Linked DNA regions of Homo sapiens: region 1 is linked to region 2. Evidence: read pairs that join two places in POLR2A ChIA-PET (ENCODE). Cell type or tissue: PC-9. All regions are shown on one strand. Each heading gives the region's core, and the rest is flanking DNA. Links, peaks and the distances in the headings are about the cores only.

Evidence for each region. ChIA-PET counts read pairs that join two places held together with the same protein. Peaks named below come from ENCODE experiments on the same cell type or tissue, not always from the same donor. Only the 100,000 strongest peaks of a DNase experiment are listed, where the experiment ranks them.
Region 1: POLR2A ChIA-PET joins it to region 2 with 5 read pairs; 2 of 35 experiments call an interaction of 5 or more read pairs at or near these places.

Annotation. Positions count from the first base shown.
Region 1 is chr14:24,955,006-24,962,467 of GRCh38, reverse strand. All of the region lies in intron 2 of STXBP6 (syntaxin binding protein 6), which reads left to right. Among named protein-coding and RNA genes, the nearest start is that of STXBP6, 91 kb to the left of the region's middle. In PC-9, for the core only: no CTCF peak of the experiment used is centred there; no DNase peak of the experiment used is centred there.
Region 2 is chr14:24,856,637-24,864,098 of GRCh38, reverse strand. It overlaps STXBP6 (syntaxin binding protein 6), which reads left to right. Exons shown (of 6, transcript NM_001394410.1): 3 at 6,942-7,072. LOC124903294 (a long non-coding RNA gene) reads right to left here and starts at 3,289. Exons shown (of 2, transcript XR_007064090.1): 1 at 2,624-3,289. In PC-9, for the core only: no CTCF peak of the experiment used is centred there; a DNase peak (open chromatin) is centred at 2,798; H3K4me3 peaks cover 1,396 bases; H3K27ac peaks cover 2,249 bases.

The DNA.
Region 1 (7,462 bases), core at 1,903-5,902, 98 kb before region 2:
ATCCCAGCTACTTGGGAGGCAGAGGCAGGAGAATTGCTTGAACCTGGGAGGCAGACGTTGCCGTGAGCACAGATTGTGCCACTGCACTCCAGGCTGGGTGACAGAGTGAGACTCTGTCTCAAAAATAATAAATAAATAAATAAATAAATAAATAAATAAATAAATAAATAAATAAATAAAATATCTTGTACTTTGTGCGCTTAACAACCAGTTAAAAATCCCTATAATATTTAACATGGTCTACACCAGGTTCTCTTTGAGATGCTTATAATGCCTGCTCGCTTTAGGGTTATGCCATTATTTGATCTCTATATACGTTTGCAGGTGTATATAAGGGTACTGTGCATGTGTGATTCTGTCTGTGTTTGCAGAGAAAGAGAGGAGAAGAAGGTGTCTTACCTAGACTCAGTCCTATGTTCTGCAAAAGAGGTACCTCATGCATTTGGTCTGGTTCAGTTAGGAATCCATCAGACATCTGCATCTTCTAATATATTAGTGTTAGATGAGGGATGGGAGAAGTGGTAAATGTCAACCAAACATATTTATGTTTTTTTTCTAGGTTGGTACATTTAATTAATGATTCACATTTCACATTATATCACAGCCAACATTTGAACACAGAGAGAAACCAGGGTGAGAAAAATTAACTTTTCAAAAAATTATTTTTTTTTAGCTTAGATTTACAGGGTACACGTGCAGGTTTGTTACATGGATATATTGCACACTGTTGGAGCTTGGGTTTCTAGTGAACCCATCATTCAAATAGTGAACATTGTATTGGATAGGTAATTTTTAAATCCTCATTCCTTTCCACCCTGCTGCCTTTTAGAGTCCCCGGTATCTGTCATTTCCATCTCTATGTCCATGTGTACCCATTGTTTAGCTCTCACTTATAAGTGAGAACATTCTGTATTTGATGTTCTGTTTCTGAGTTACTTCACTTAGAATAATGGCCTCCATCCATGTTCATTCTTTTCTATAGCAGCATAATATTCTTTTTATGTTTTTTTTTTTTTGTTTTTAGTTCTGAAATCTGTTCCTATTAATTTTTTTAACTTTTATTTGAGGTTCATGCATGTTTGTTATATAGGTAAACTTGTGCCACAGGGGTTTGTTACACAGATTGTTTTATCACCTAGGTACTAAGCCTATTACCCAATAGTTATTTTTTCTGTTCCTCTCCCTTCTCCCACCTTCCAGCCTCAACTAGACCCCATTGTCTGTTGTTCCCTTCTTTGTCTCCATGATTCTTGTCATTTAGCTCCCACTTAAAAGTGACATGTGGTATTTTGTTTTCTGTTCCTGTGTTAGTTTTATAGCTGCATAATATACCATAGTATATAAATGCCATATTAGGAAAATTGACTTAGGAATTTTCTTTAGAACTTTAGATTTTTATGTCCACAAGAATCCTTAGTCATTCTCAAAGCTGATGCCAATGTTTACACGAAAAAATGGGGCCTGCAGAAATTGGATGCTTTGCCTGACATCACAGAATCACTACAGTCAGGCAAAAGAAGAAAAAAGAACATGTTCAGATCTTTCCAGTTTAATTTTTGACTTTGGTTGAAGTGGGGTTAGATGAGAAAGAGATGTGATTATTGGCCAAGCTGAATTTGAAGATACATGTCTCTCTGACGTTCCTTTTCCTATCTGTATGCAAGAACAATTTGTACCACTCTTGGCAAGAGCCTGTCTACTAATGATCAAAGAAGTGGCTCTCTTTCTTCTCAAGTTTGATTATTGTGAGAAACTGAATATGGGTTCAGCTGTAAAGGCCAAATGTGCAGACCTATTCCACTTCTGTCAGTTCTTCCTAGACTTGGGGACCCATGAAGCAGAACGTGCCCATCGGGAGTGTTCTGGAAGAGAAAGGCCAAAAAAGCTAGTCTCTAAATGTGATACACTGCCTGATCCATTGGGTTAGGAGAATAAAATATTAAAATTTCAATTTAAAATTTAAAATATAATTGTTTTCTAACTTACATGTTTCATATATGCTTTATAATTACCATAATATAGTAGAATAGTAGTTCATGTATGTAATTTAAAATATGCATCTATTGGGGGTTAACAGTCATAAATTTTTTATTGAAGGGAGGCATAGTCATGGTTAGAGACCCCAGGCTAGAGTCCTAAGAGGTAGAAACCTTTGCTGCAGTACATGTAACTTCTGGCCAGTGACCTGTGATCAACTGTTGTCAAACGTCTGGCTTCAGAGGTAATTGCTCACAGTAGTGAGCATATAACTGCCCTTTGGACTCAGTCTCAGCCCCCACTCCTTGCTCTCAATCTGCCCCCAGATTCCATGGCTTTCTATGGGATACAGATTCAGCTGCTCTCTGGACTAAGTGTCCTAACATATGCAAGAAGCCTGTCACAGTGCTTAGCACTTAGCAGCTGCAAATGATGGTTCTCCTTTCAGGGGTTGTCTGCTCCCCTTTTGGAACCTGAAATCTGGCTGAGACAATTATTTGTTTCAGTTCTAATATTAGGCTTGATTTGGACTAGATGTAAACATCTGTGACTTTGCTTTTAGTACACTGTTATGAGGTCAGGCCTGGTTTGTTTAGTTCTAAAGCTTCTTGGCCTTTTGTACTGTTTAAAAAAGGGAAACCTACATTTCCTTTCTGGACCTGACATTTATGGATTCATCCAAGGGAGTCTCATTCTTGGCTGATACAGCAAAGTTCTTGGTTCTCTTATGAGCAATTCCATTTGGGCTAGTGCCTTCACCTTTTTGCACATAATTATTGCCCTTTGTCAGTTGTTATACTTTATATGTAAGGACTGTATAGATCCTTGTAGCACTGCTATGCCAACCCTTTTTGGGAAGGAATTTTTTTGAACTAGAATTCAAATACTGTGTCTCCAAAAACATTTACATGTGCCACATCTTACCTGAAGATAAACGTTAAGTCACAATACTCCTTTTCCATGAAATTGGGAACTGTTAAAAATATCACTTTTGTTTTTTTAAAATAACATAGCTCTGAGATTGGACCTGATTTTCTGACAGGTTTCTGAAATGGTCTGAAGGAGAGATTGCTCTGTGTTCTCCCCATCGCTGTTGCTCCTCACTCAGGTGACCTGTCCAACTACCATTCGCCTCTTGTGCCCTTTGCTTCCCAGGGCTTGTCTTTGCAAACCACCATGCTTGGCCACTGTTCCTTCACTCTAAGATGACCCTTTCTCTTCCCTTACCAAGACTATTAAAAACACAGTTCCTCAGAGCGACTGATCTGATATGTTAGTAAAGAAATAATACAGTTTACAAAAACCTTTGAAGACTGATATGTTGCTTAAACCCCTTCCCTTGAAGAGATTTGTTTTTGCAGAAAGTGGCAACTCTGCTAGAACTAGTGGTAGTGGTGGTGGTAATAGTAACACTGAGAACATTTATTGATCAACGACTATCACCCATTTTACACCTTCCTGGATAATTATAACTGGGGTTGATAGACGCATTATGACAAACACTGTGACCTCCTGTTTAGATCATTGTTCTAGAGCACTTATTTCCTTATGTGTCTGTTGGAAGCATTCATTTGTTCTTTGTTGATACTTAAGGACTCTTCTTTGTTGATATTTAAGGACTCTTGCTTGGAACCTTTCAGATAGTAATGGTCTTTACCTTGAATTTAGAGGACACTCTATTAAATGGACATTGATTTCATTTAATTTGGCTTCTGTTGGTTTTTGCATTCTAATGGAGAGTATTACAGAAAAAAAAATGCAACTTGATACTAAAGAGCCTTGCATTACTCATTTTCCTAAATTGACTTACTAACCAAGGGCACTTAGGATTATAAATGTCTTCTTCAGTTACAAAAAGTGTATTTATGGTGTTTTTTTAAAATTACTGTGTAGCCAGCCTTCCAGATAAAATTCTCTAGCTTTAAGGCTGTGATATGCCAGGAATCTTGTTGCCAATATTTTTCTACATAATATTTCAAACTCTTTTCCTTCCAAAATCTAATTTTATCTTGAGCCACAATACAGCTCTGTAAAGTTGAGGTCAGTGGAAGAAAGGAATCTTCTTCCCCATAAAATGAGCTCTTTGAGTCTGGGCTGGAAATACCTTATAGGTCACAAGCAGGGGGAGAGTTTTGCAGAAATGAGTTTAAATTTTCCTGTGACCAGTTTAATTTTTGCCTCGAGGTAGGAATTGGATGATGGTACATAAAGTCTTTTGAGGATACAGTGCTTGGTGTTATACAATGTAGTGAGCATTATAAGTACTTTGGTATGGGCAATATTAAAAAGAGATTTGTATTGAAATATTTAAATTTATAAGTTGGATTATTCTATTTTTAGCCTAACCGCATTGAATCCAATTAGAACTTTGTTTTGTTTTTATGAGAGGTACTTTGTAGAGCATCATTTTTCCATATTTCTAATGAGTTTTAAAAAGATAGAGTTCTTTGTGTATGCTTGGAAGTCAGATATACCATATCAGTAAGAAGTTGCATCACTCTTTCCTGATATGAGGCTTTATTTTGTCATACATAGGTACCAACTGGGGAAAATCTATGGCCTAGTAATGGTTCTATGTGCATACTCTGCATTTCTTTTATTTCCAGAATCAAAGTAACTCATCAGAAGTAACTGTGTAAGAGCAAAAGCTTTGGCAATAGTAAAAACATGGACTTGAATCCTGTTTCTACTACTGACTAGCTGTATAATCTGTGTAACCTAGAGGGCCAGTAGGCCTTTCTAAGGCGTAGTTTCCATTTATGTAAAATGCTGATTAAAAGTACCTATCTTAGAGGGCTAGTGTGAGGACTTAAAAAAATTGTGGGAGAAAATGTATATTAAACTGCCTGGCTTAGCCCCAGAATATAGTAAATGCTTAGTAAATGGTAGTTCCGTCATCATTCACATCTAGCATTTGAAAGCATTCTTCTACTGGCATGAAGAATAAAAGTTGTCAGTTATCTGCCAGAGATGGAACTAGAAAAGGCGAGAAGGCAGCTGGTGACTTTGCACATTCCTCAAACAGGAAATCAAAGTTCTATCAGCGGGCAGAAGAGAGTTTCTAGTCCCAGGAGCTTGACACACATTAGGATCGTGATGACAAGTTTTGCCACTAGCTTGATTGAAGTGTTCTATTCTGAAGATGGAAATTTTCCGATTTTTTCTAAAGGGCAAACCAATAGAGTTTCAATTTAAACCAAGGCTAGATGCTTACAAGTGTCCTTCAATATGCCAGGTTTTGGAGTGGTGTAAGAGCATGACTAGGGTTAGACACAAGTCTCTTCAAATCTCAGCCATCTCCTTTTCTGGCCATGGCCACAGAACATACCTAACCTCTGTGATTGCTTTCCTAGACAATGGGGACAACTCATACCTTATGGACTTGGTGTGTAAATTAAGTAAGACCACTAGCAAAGAGCCTGGCACAGTGCCTGGCACATCAGAGACCTCAGTAATTGCTGGTTGGTAGTGTGCTGAGCCTAGTGTGTGTGTGTAGAGGGGTGCAGAATTATGCAAAATGTGACTCCGTCTTCAGGGAGCTTAGGAGCCTCAAGAATACGCCGAATGCTTGAAAAGCAGTATGTTCAAGTGAAGAACACAGAGGGATGCACAACCTGACTGCTTTGTGTCTGCATTACCTGTTGACACCCGAAGTGCCATTATCCTGAAATAGCAGGAGTGCTAGAACTTGTTAAGAGTGAAGTTTGGGTTTTTGGTGTTGAAGGCGTGGTCGGTGTATTACAAAAATAAAAACAGCACTGAAACCCCTGTCTCATTACTTAGTGTGAGGTATTTTGTTTGTTTTTTGTTCTTTAAGCTGACGTGCTGTCAGTTCTTATTTTCTTCTTAGAATGTCTTTGTTGGGTGGAGAGTCTTAAACCCCAGCAGGCAGCAGGCAGCTTTCACAAGTTCGTACATGGGGATGGCTTAAGCTGAGTGCCCAGTCCCAGAAAAGCTAGAATTCCCTGCAGTTCGATAACACACTTTAAGGATATAAAAGAAACTTCTGAAAACCAGTTTCTGGTTTATCATTTTATTTTCTTCATATTCATTTTTATGCAAACGAATGACATTCATTTTGGATTTTATTCTACCATTAAAAGCTTTACAAGCAAAACCTTCGTCTGAGAACTTAGTAGTGTTTCAGACATGTCCCTGAGCACCTGTCCCTGTGTCCCCATAGGCAGCCGCAAAGCCCTCTGCGGTGGGTGTGGCCAGTCTCTGTAACTTGGTGTTGAATTCCTTACTGAGGTCCTCTTCTTTTCAGTGTAACTCCAGTCTATTCAAAGATGCAGTGATTTTTTTTTTCTCCCTTAATTCCATTGACCCATGTGACCAGACACCTAGTAGCCACTGTTTTCTTCATGTTCAATTACCCAACTGTCTCCCATTTGAAAATTTGACTCTCTTGTGCTTTTGGGTATGTATGGAAATAAGTAGCCAACAGCTGCAAAATGCAGTGGAGAAAAGGGTGTGGGTTTCAAAATCCAACAGACTTCAGTTTGAGTCTTACACCGACACCAGCTGTGTGATCTTGAGCAAGTTACTCCCCCTCTCTGTGCCGCCTTGGTTTCCTCAGCTCGAAAGCTGAATATTTGGAGTGGTTGTAAACATGTGAAGTAATGCTGCATATATGAAGCACCTGGCTTACTTATTTCCTGGCACGCAGTAGGTGCTATTGCAGGGAAGCTGCTCTTACTGTGGTTGTTGTCTCCTGTTGCCCACACAGTTGGTTCAGTGCTCTTGTGCTGGTCTCCATGGAGAACTTGCTGGGGGAAGCAGGGCCAGATTCCCTAGCCAACCGAGATACCCTGTGCCCTGAGGAGCACCCTCACTTCCTTACCACGGTACCCACTCATCTCATCATGGGCCATATGTTCAGGTTGCTTCCACTGAGGGCTATGACTTCAGCCTTGCTAGTGATTAATGGGTTCACCCTGCAATCATGCCTAGAGCCCTTATGTTGGCTAGGGCATTTATATTCCAAGCTGTCTGTCCTTATCCAAAGGAAGGCAGGCAGGACCATAGTAGCCAGATCAAAACAACGGTGATACACTTTAATCCTCGCCCTTCCACCAGTGTAGGAAAGATGAAGGCGCTGCAGCAGGTTAGTTGGCTGTTACAGCAGGTGGAGCAGAAGAATGTGGATGAGTGGCCTGTGGATACTTGGGCATCAGATGTGGGACTCCTGGTGAAGCAGGGTAGCCATCCCCAGGAGGTTGATCACTCTAACATCAATCTAACAGGCCCTTTGACCATTTAGAAGAGGATGACCCAGTTAAGTATCCTCCATAAGGATGTTACTCTCTCCTCCTGCCATGTTCAACATAATTTCTATAGACCAATACCTGAGCAACAAAGAACTTTTGGATGGGAACAACAATAAAGATAGTTAACAATAACTGAACACTTATTATATGCCAGTTACTAGACTAAGCAGCTTACATGTGTGAGCTTACTTAATCCTTCTACAACCCTCTCAGAG
Region 2 (7,462 bases), core at 1,113-5,112:
TAAGAACAGAATAAGACTTTGTGACTGTAGTTAACCCCTTCCATTATCTTCCTTGTCTAATACCATAGGTGGAATTGGATTTAATCCCTTTCAGAAACCATCCGTTGTCACAACTCTGGGCATTTACTGTCTTGCTCAGACCTGTTTGTTTGTTTCACAGTTATATTACATGAAACAGACATGTTATATAAATTTTCCATATAAAATATAACTATTAGTTTGCAATAACTAATATTAACTAGGTTCTATAATTCATTGTATGTGTTCCCTTTATCCAAAATTCATGCAAATTTATTTTCTCTGCAGGTCTATGGAGAAATGTCTAAGGAAGTTAAAAAATCAAACATATTGGGAAACCTTTTGGGTTGTTGAATCTCCCTGAAATCATATTTTCAGGAAGCCTGAAACAAACAGAATTACTTAAGAGAGATGCTGCTAGAATAAGGATTGCAGGAAAAGAGATTGTTGTAAGAGGTTTTCACCCCTAAATTCCTTTCCTTCTAGTCTCTTGATATCTCTTGATATTTCTGTAACTTCTTGGTTATTACCATTTTCTTTACTCTTACTTGTAGTTCTTGGGATACTCCTCTTTTCTAGTAAGAAAATGTTCAAATACCTTAAAACTGTGGCTGAATTTTGAAACTAAACAGTTGAACCTGAAGTAAGTTCATGGTTTCTTGTGAGCACAGGAACTGTTCTTCCTTTTGTTGAGGAGCCATCAAAGGCATCAAAGAAGCAGCCACCTGACTCAAGAATGTATCAAATTATCCACAAGAAGCTCAAAGGCCAAAAATAAAAACTTAAAAAAAAATTCATTCCCTCATGGATTTATACATGCCTACCTCAGTTAGCACTCTGTATCCATTATAATAAAACCATATCGTGGTCCTAGTCTGGGGAGGGCAGTGGGGAACTCAAGCCTTCCAGGGGTTAAGGTTCCTGATTTTAAGGTTAAAATGTAATAGTCCAGGACTACCTGTCATTTACTTGAAAAAGAGAGTATCCTTTCAAAATAAAAATCTACATATTTTTACATTTAATAAAATTATCAACAGAATAAAGAAGGTTTAAAATTAAAAGGGACTAGATTTTAAAAGTACTAACTAGATCGATCTCATGTGGGCCTGTGGCATTAAAATTGCACATCCCAAAAGTAATGCCGCTTCCTCGTTGGCATATGGAAGCATTAAAACCAGCTAGTACCGCCTGCAAAGTTGGTGTAGGGCAGGCACTTGCTCTATTATTTGCATAGTTGCTAACTACTCTGGACGTAGTGCTGTGCCTTCATATTAAAGCAGCCTTCCCATAGAATTTTTTAGCAAGATGTTTTTTATTTTTCTCCTTCTACTGAAAGACTTACCCAAACTGCTTTACAAAGCAAGACATTTTCATAAAGTGGTTCCTTTTTGGCATCCCTTTTGGAGAAATTTCCTAGACTTTCCATTATCTCTTCTTCTTCCACTTTTGGAGATGAGAATGTGGTATATAGTTGGATACCTAGGAACTAGTGATACTAAGGAACTAGTGATTCAAAATCAGGAAACTTTTGTCTGGAAAACTTTTTCCTTTGTGATTATCTTTTCAGTAGACTGAGGAAATCTGCTTCCCAAAGCCCTATGCACTGATTTTATTGTTTCCTTCCACCTTTGGGGTTAATGGAGCAGGGACTGTTTAAGGGCATCCTACATTTTTCCCCAGTGGCTTGGTGCACATGACTGAAGTACCACCGTTTTTGTTGTTGCTGTTCTTTTGAGAAAAAGAAAAGAAAAGAAACAGACCTTCCTTAAAACATCCAGGTTTAGGTCGGGCATGGTGGCTCACACCTGTAATCCTAACACTCTGGGAGGACAAGGTGGGAGGATCACTGGAGCCCAGAAGTTTGAGACCAGCCTGGATAACATAGACCCCCATCTCTACAAAAAAAATAAAAGTTAGCTGGGTGTAGTGGCACACATGTGTTGTAGTCCCAGCTAGTTGGGAGGCTGATGAGGGAGGATCGCTTGAGCCCAGGAGATTGAGGCTGCACTGAGTCATGACTGCAACTGCTGCGCTCCAGCAGAGGCAACAGAGTGAGACCTGTCTTGAAAGCAAAACAGAACAAAAAACGCGCAGATTTAAGTATCCCATGTCAGACCCCTTTGGGTCCTATTGGGAATCTGGCCAGAGAGCCAGATTCTAAGATGGGAAGGAAGAAACAGAAGGAGGAGAAGGGGAGGGCCCCAGAGACAAACTTGACCATTTCACAAGTTGGTCTGGTTTGCAACTCTGGGTTACATAGCCTGCAGGGTCTAAACATTTACTATGTCCCCAAATTATAACACACTAAGAAATAGTGTGAGAAGCAAAAGATCAATCCTGTGTGGAGAGCACCATGCTCCATTTCCCACTAACTATAGCAGAGAGGATGTTTCCCTGTTCTGAAAGCATTTAAGGTAACAACCTAGATATTTTTGCTTTTATGCTTTATAAACATTCAGCCATCTTGGCTGATAGAATTGCTGGCGCAGCAGCCTCAGACCTGATATTTGTTTCTCATGGATATTGCGAAATCCACCCAGAATTATCATACACTAGAGCTTTGGAAGAACAGTAAGGAAACTAGCTCCAAATAATTATTTCTCACCTTGGCCACGTAGCCTGTTCTGTCACCACAGCAGCACCAAGAAGCCACACTCAGTTACTTCCTGAACCCTCATTTCAGAAGCTTGCTTTCTTCTTTTCCCTTAGTCACCTCTGGCACAGTCACACAGCAGCCCTGATAATATTCTATGTGAATACTGCCTCTTTTTTTTACCTCCAGCTTATTTATTTTTCATCAGCACTCTTGTTGAAATCAAAATGTCTGGTGGTTAGACTCCAGCAGAGCAGAGAGCTGAGGCATACCACACAACACGGACCTTCACTTAACTGTAAGGTCAAAATAGGGCTGCACATGATGAAAGTGTAAGGCATCTTAGGTATGTAGGTGTGGTAAATTCTGCTTTTTAGCCACCCTGAACATCAAACTATAGCTATTTAGTGCAGTTTGTTTTCCTTTTGCCCTCTTTCTTTCTTTCTTTTTTTGAGAAATGGCCACATAAAGTTATGAAGTAATTCAAGTTCAATGTGTATAGTAAATGTATAAAAATGTGTAAAAAGATGTTATTCAGCTATCTCAAATATGAGATAGTTGAGGATGTAGAGGTGGTATATACTGATTGTTTCCTTTAAAATCATATTTTAAGGATATTTATTTTATTTTTAGCCACCCTAAACATCAAAACTATAGCTATTGGGGGTGCAATCTGTTTTTCTTTTACCCCTTTTCTTCTTTCCTTTCTTTTTTACTTTTTTGAGAAATGGCCACATAAAGTTATAAAGTAATTCAAGTTCAATGTGTATAGTAAATGTAGAAAAATGTGTAAAAAGATGTTATTCAGCTATCTCAAATATGAGATAGTTGAGGATGTACAGGTGGTATATACTGATTGTCTCCTTTAAAATAATATTTTAAGGCTATTTATTTTAAATAGATAATTTGTCTCCTAGGCCAAACTGGTTTTCCTTTTTGGAATAGTTGAGGGATTATGCTGTGAATAATGAGAGTGTAGGTGTAACAGTGTGGCTTTTTGGAAAAAGTGGTCTTTCAGCCACTGGACCTTGAAACAGAGGATCTGCCTCTGAATCTTGGCGGTATATGAGCTCTTCTCCCATTTCACATAACATGCAAGTGACTTGTCTTTCTGTCTTTCTTCATTGGTCTTTGTTCCCTCTTCTACCAGTTCTACTTTCCTGACTTGTTGCAAGACCAATTTGTTATGACATGGTCTTTGTTATTGGCTGGCTTATTGGTTTTTAATTAAATAGAATTCTCTGATTGGGCACAGGCAAGGTCAGTGGTCTCCACCCTTTGAGTATAGCAAGTTTTCGAATTTTGTTTGTATAAAGTGTCTCATGGAGGGGCCATTTTTAAAAAGAGCTCTTTAGACCATTAGTTCATGAGACAGAGATGTTACTCCACTGGAGTAGTGATGGCAGTGATATTTTGGATATTCTGGACATAATAGTTTGTGTCACTGCTTCTTAACCAAAGCTGAAAGGTAGTAGCAAGTCTACATGAAAGCCAAAGAAGAGGCATGAAGCCATGAAAACCATGTTGTTTTTTCAGAGCTAATAGCAAAGCGGCCTGAATTGGGTTGCCCCCATGCTTCTGCCTGCCTCTGATACCAGTGCAGGAAGCCGGAGAATCGGCTGCTTCAGAGTGGTCTACAGTATTACCTGGGAGTCATACCCACCCTATTCCTTTAAATGCCTCTGTGTTGGTCTCTTCCCTGTGAATGTTGAAGCCATAACGGAAATCCCCTGACCTTTAAAGTCATTCAAAATAATGACTTTGGGAGTCTCTAGCATGCAGCTCTATGATATTACTGATCCAGATAATTTGGTTGCATTTTCCAGGGTGTACTGTCAATTAGCTTTCCTTTGGAAAGAGAAGGTGAATCACTGTTTTTCACTAGACATCTGGATTTTGTGTGACTGGCGTATTTTTTATCAGCTACTGACTCCCAAAACAACAAAACAATGAAATAGTTAAAGCATGCTTTCCTCAAGTATGTACTCAAAAAGTCTGGCAATGGTGTGTGTGTGTGCAAGTGTTTTGATTTCAGAAGGGGAAAGTCTTAATTTAACTCTATACGATGTGTATATAATAATATAATTTTAAGACACCTGCTTCAAAATAGAAACTAGGATGCTGGAGATAATAACAATAAACAAAAATTAAACCAACCAGGCTCAGTGCCCAGGAAAACTAGCCAGACTCCAAGAACTGGGCAAGGAATAAACTAATAGGGGAGGAAAGGCAGGAATGGATAGAGTTGCAACTGCCTCCATTAAAAATGACTGCTCTGCAGTGTGATCACTGTGGAGGAATTCCATGGGGTCATTTGTCATAATAGTTGGGGTTCCTGCATGCCTCATTTCAATGACAAACTTTCAATGGAACTTACCTTCCTTAGATGTGAATCTTAAAACATGCCCGCAATATACAGTGATCTCGAGTTGTGTTGAAGCTTTTAAAATGCTGTAAATTACTTGGAAGCAAATGGACCAGAAGTGAAAATAGGAGCTCATAACAACTTTAAAGTTAGAAAGAAAGCCTTTATGTTTCCCAGGCTTAAATGTTGTATGATTTACATAAACACAGGAGGAAATTCTCTTTGTGCATTTAGGGGTGTGTGTCTAATACAGGAACCCATGTTTTCCTGTTATTGAAAAGCCTTTTTTAATCTTTTAAGCACATTTTAAGACCTGCCTGTATTCCAGGTGTATTGTTTTCTTTAACATTAAAACGTAAGAGCAGGTCACAGCCATCAGAGAAACCTATTAGGTCTCCCATTTGTGTCATAGGAGACACAAAAAATAAATGAATCGAATTAAATGGATAGACAGAGTCCTGGGCAGACTGGTAATACTGCCTGAATTCAATTAGAGGGAATGGTTGTTCCTATTTGTGAATAGAAGACTATAAAATTTCATCTGATTGTGGGTGTTAAGGGGATGATGACTTCTTAATCATAAAAGTAAATGTAATTGGTATGAAATATTCAGAAGTTTTTAGCAAATATAACTGAAATAATGGGTGATAAACCAAAACATTATTTGAACTTAAAAACAAATCTTCACTAAATTTTGGTTGGAAGCAGAGAGAGTAGATAGTACTCAGGCCATAAAGGTGGTTTTCAGTGCTGGGAAAGTAGGGTTCTCACTAGATCTAAGGACAGTGGCCACCTTTCCTTTGTCTCTGCTCTCCTGCTTTAATGGCCCCCGACAATGAAACTGCAATAAGCTATGGAATGCGTGAACTGTAGAGTCTCCCTGCTCACCAACTGTGATTGGAGTAGGTGCTTTCTGTACTTCATCCCTTCAGAATTCTTTTTGCCATCTGTTGAGCATCTACATAGTTATTCGAAAGTGTGGAATCTGTGGGGTGATTCGAAACAAAGAATATGCCACAGATGCATAGTCTTCAGCAAGTCAGTAATTAGGATCATCTTCAATATAGCCAATAATGATTTCTACTTTCTGTAGTTCCTTTCTATTTAATTTGCTAATTCCTATAGCCAGGGTTCAGGAGAAGCTTTTAGGAAATCCCTTTAAAGACAATTAATTACTTCCTACCCTTGAGTCTCCATGTCACAAAGTAGGCAGATGTAGAAATATTCAGAGTGCCTCTCCTGGTGCCTGATGCTTGGCTTCAGTCTGAGAGGTGATGCTGTCCATCTTTAGCACAGAAAGGCTTAGGGGAAGAACTCACTGAGGCTGAGAGAAGAAATTGTCCTTTTCCTACAGGTGTGGAGGTGTGCCCAGAACACCAGATTCAATCATAATTAGATGCAAACTAGATACAAACTGAACAATATTAGAGAGCCAAATAGTTTGGGGATTTTTTGAGTTAGGGATTACTCCTCATCACTGAAGCCTAAGATGTTTACACTGGACTATAAAACTAGAAATATACCTTGCAGTTCTCTAGGGGAGCCAATTACCTTCATTTCCTTTCAAATTCAGCCTTTCCCAGTGAACCTTACCTGATGCCTGTCAGTACTATATGCTTCTTTTCCTGCAAGCTGTAATTGTGCACTTATAGCCTCCATTGAAGGTGCTTGGTGTTATTCACTTAAGTCATTTTCAGTTTGAATGGATAAACACATAAATGAAGCAGCCCTTACAATTATAATTATATTGTAAACTGCTTCAGAGTGGAGATTGTAACATCTATTTCCTTTACGTTCACCCCTGACCAAAGGCACACATATTTATTCATATTCCCTCCTTTCCCCCTCTGCCTTCTCTCTGTTATTGTGCATATACACAGTAGGTGTCCTGTAGAAACAGCACTGAATGTGGAAACAAACCACCAACTTGCAGGTGCACTAATCTGAGTGATCTTTTCTTGGCAGTGACAAACAAGAAACCCACACAGGCGTCCATCACAAAGGTCAAACAGTTTGAAGGCTCCACATCATTTGTTCGGAGATCACAGTGGATGCTCGAGCAGCTTCGCCAGGTTAATGGTATCGATCCTAATGGGGTGAGTGAATTGTCCAATGCTGAGCAAAGGCATTCTTTTCACAAGATGACTCTCTGATTGACCTTGGTAGTGGTAGTGGTGGTTTGAATCATTCTTAAGAAGGCTATTTCTCTATTTCAATTATGTGATTAAAACTTTCGGATACAGAGTCCTTTCTTATGGGAAATTATAAATCTTTTCATCATGTTTAATAGAGGAATCTAACAGAATGCATATTGAAAAAATGTGACCTCCGGTAACATTGATCAGCAAAGTACGAAGTTCAGAGTGCAGATAATCATATCGATGGTTATCAATATGGAAAAAAAAAAACATGTTTACCAAAACCTCATTTATCTCCTACTGGCACTAATGACAAGGTGTATTTACCAAAAATCAAGTAAATGAATG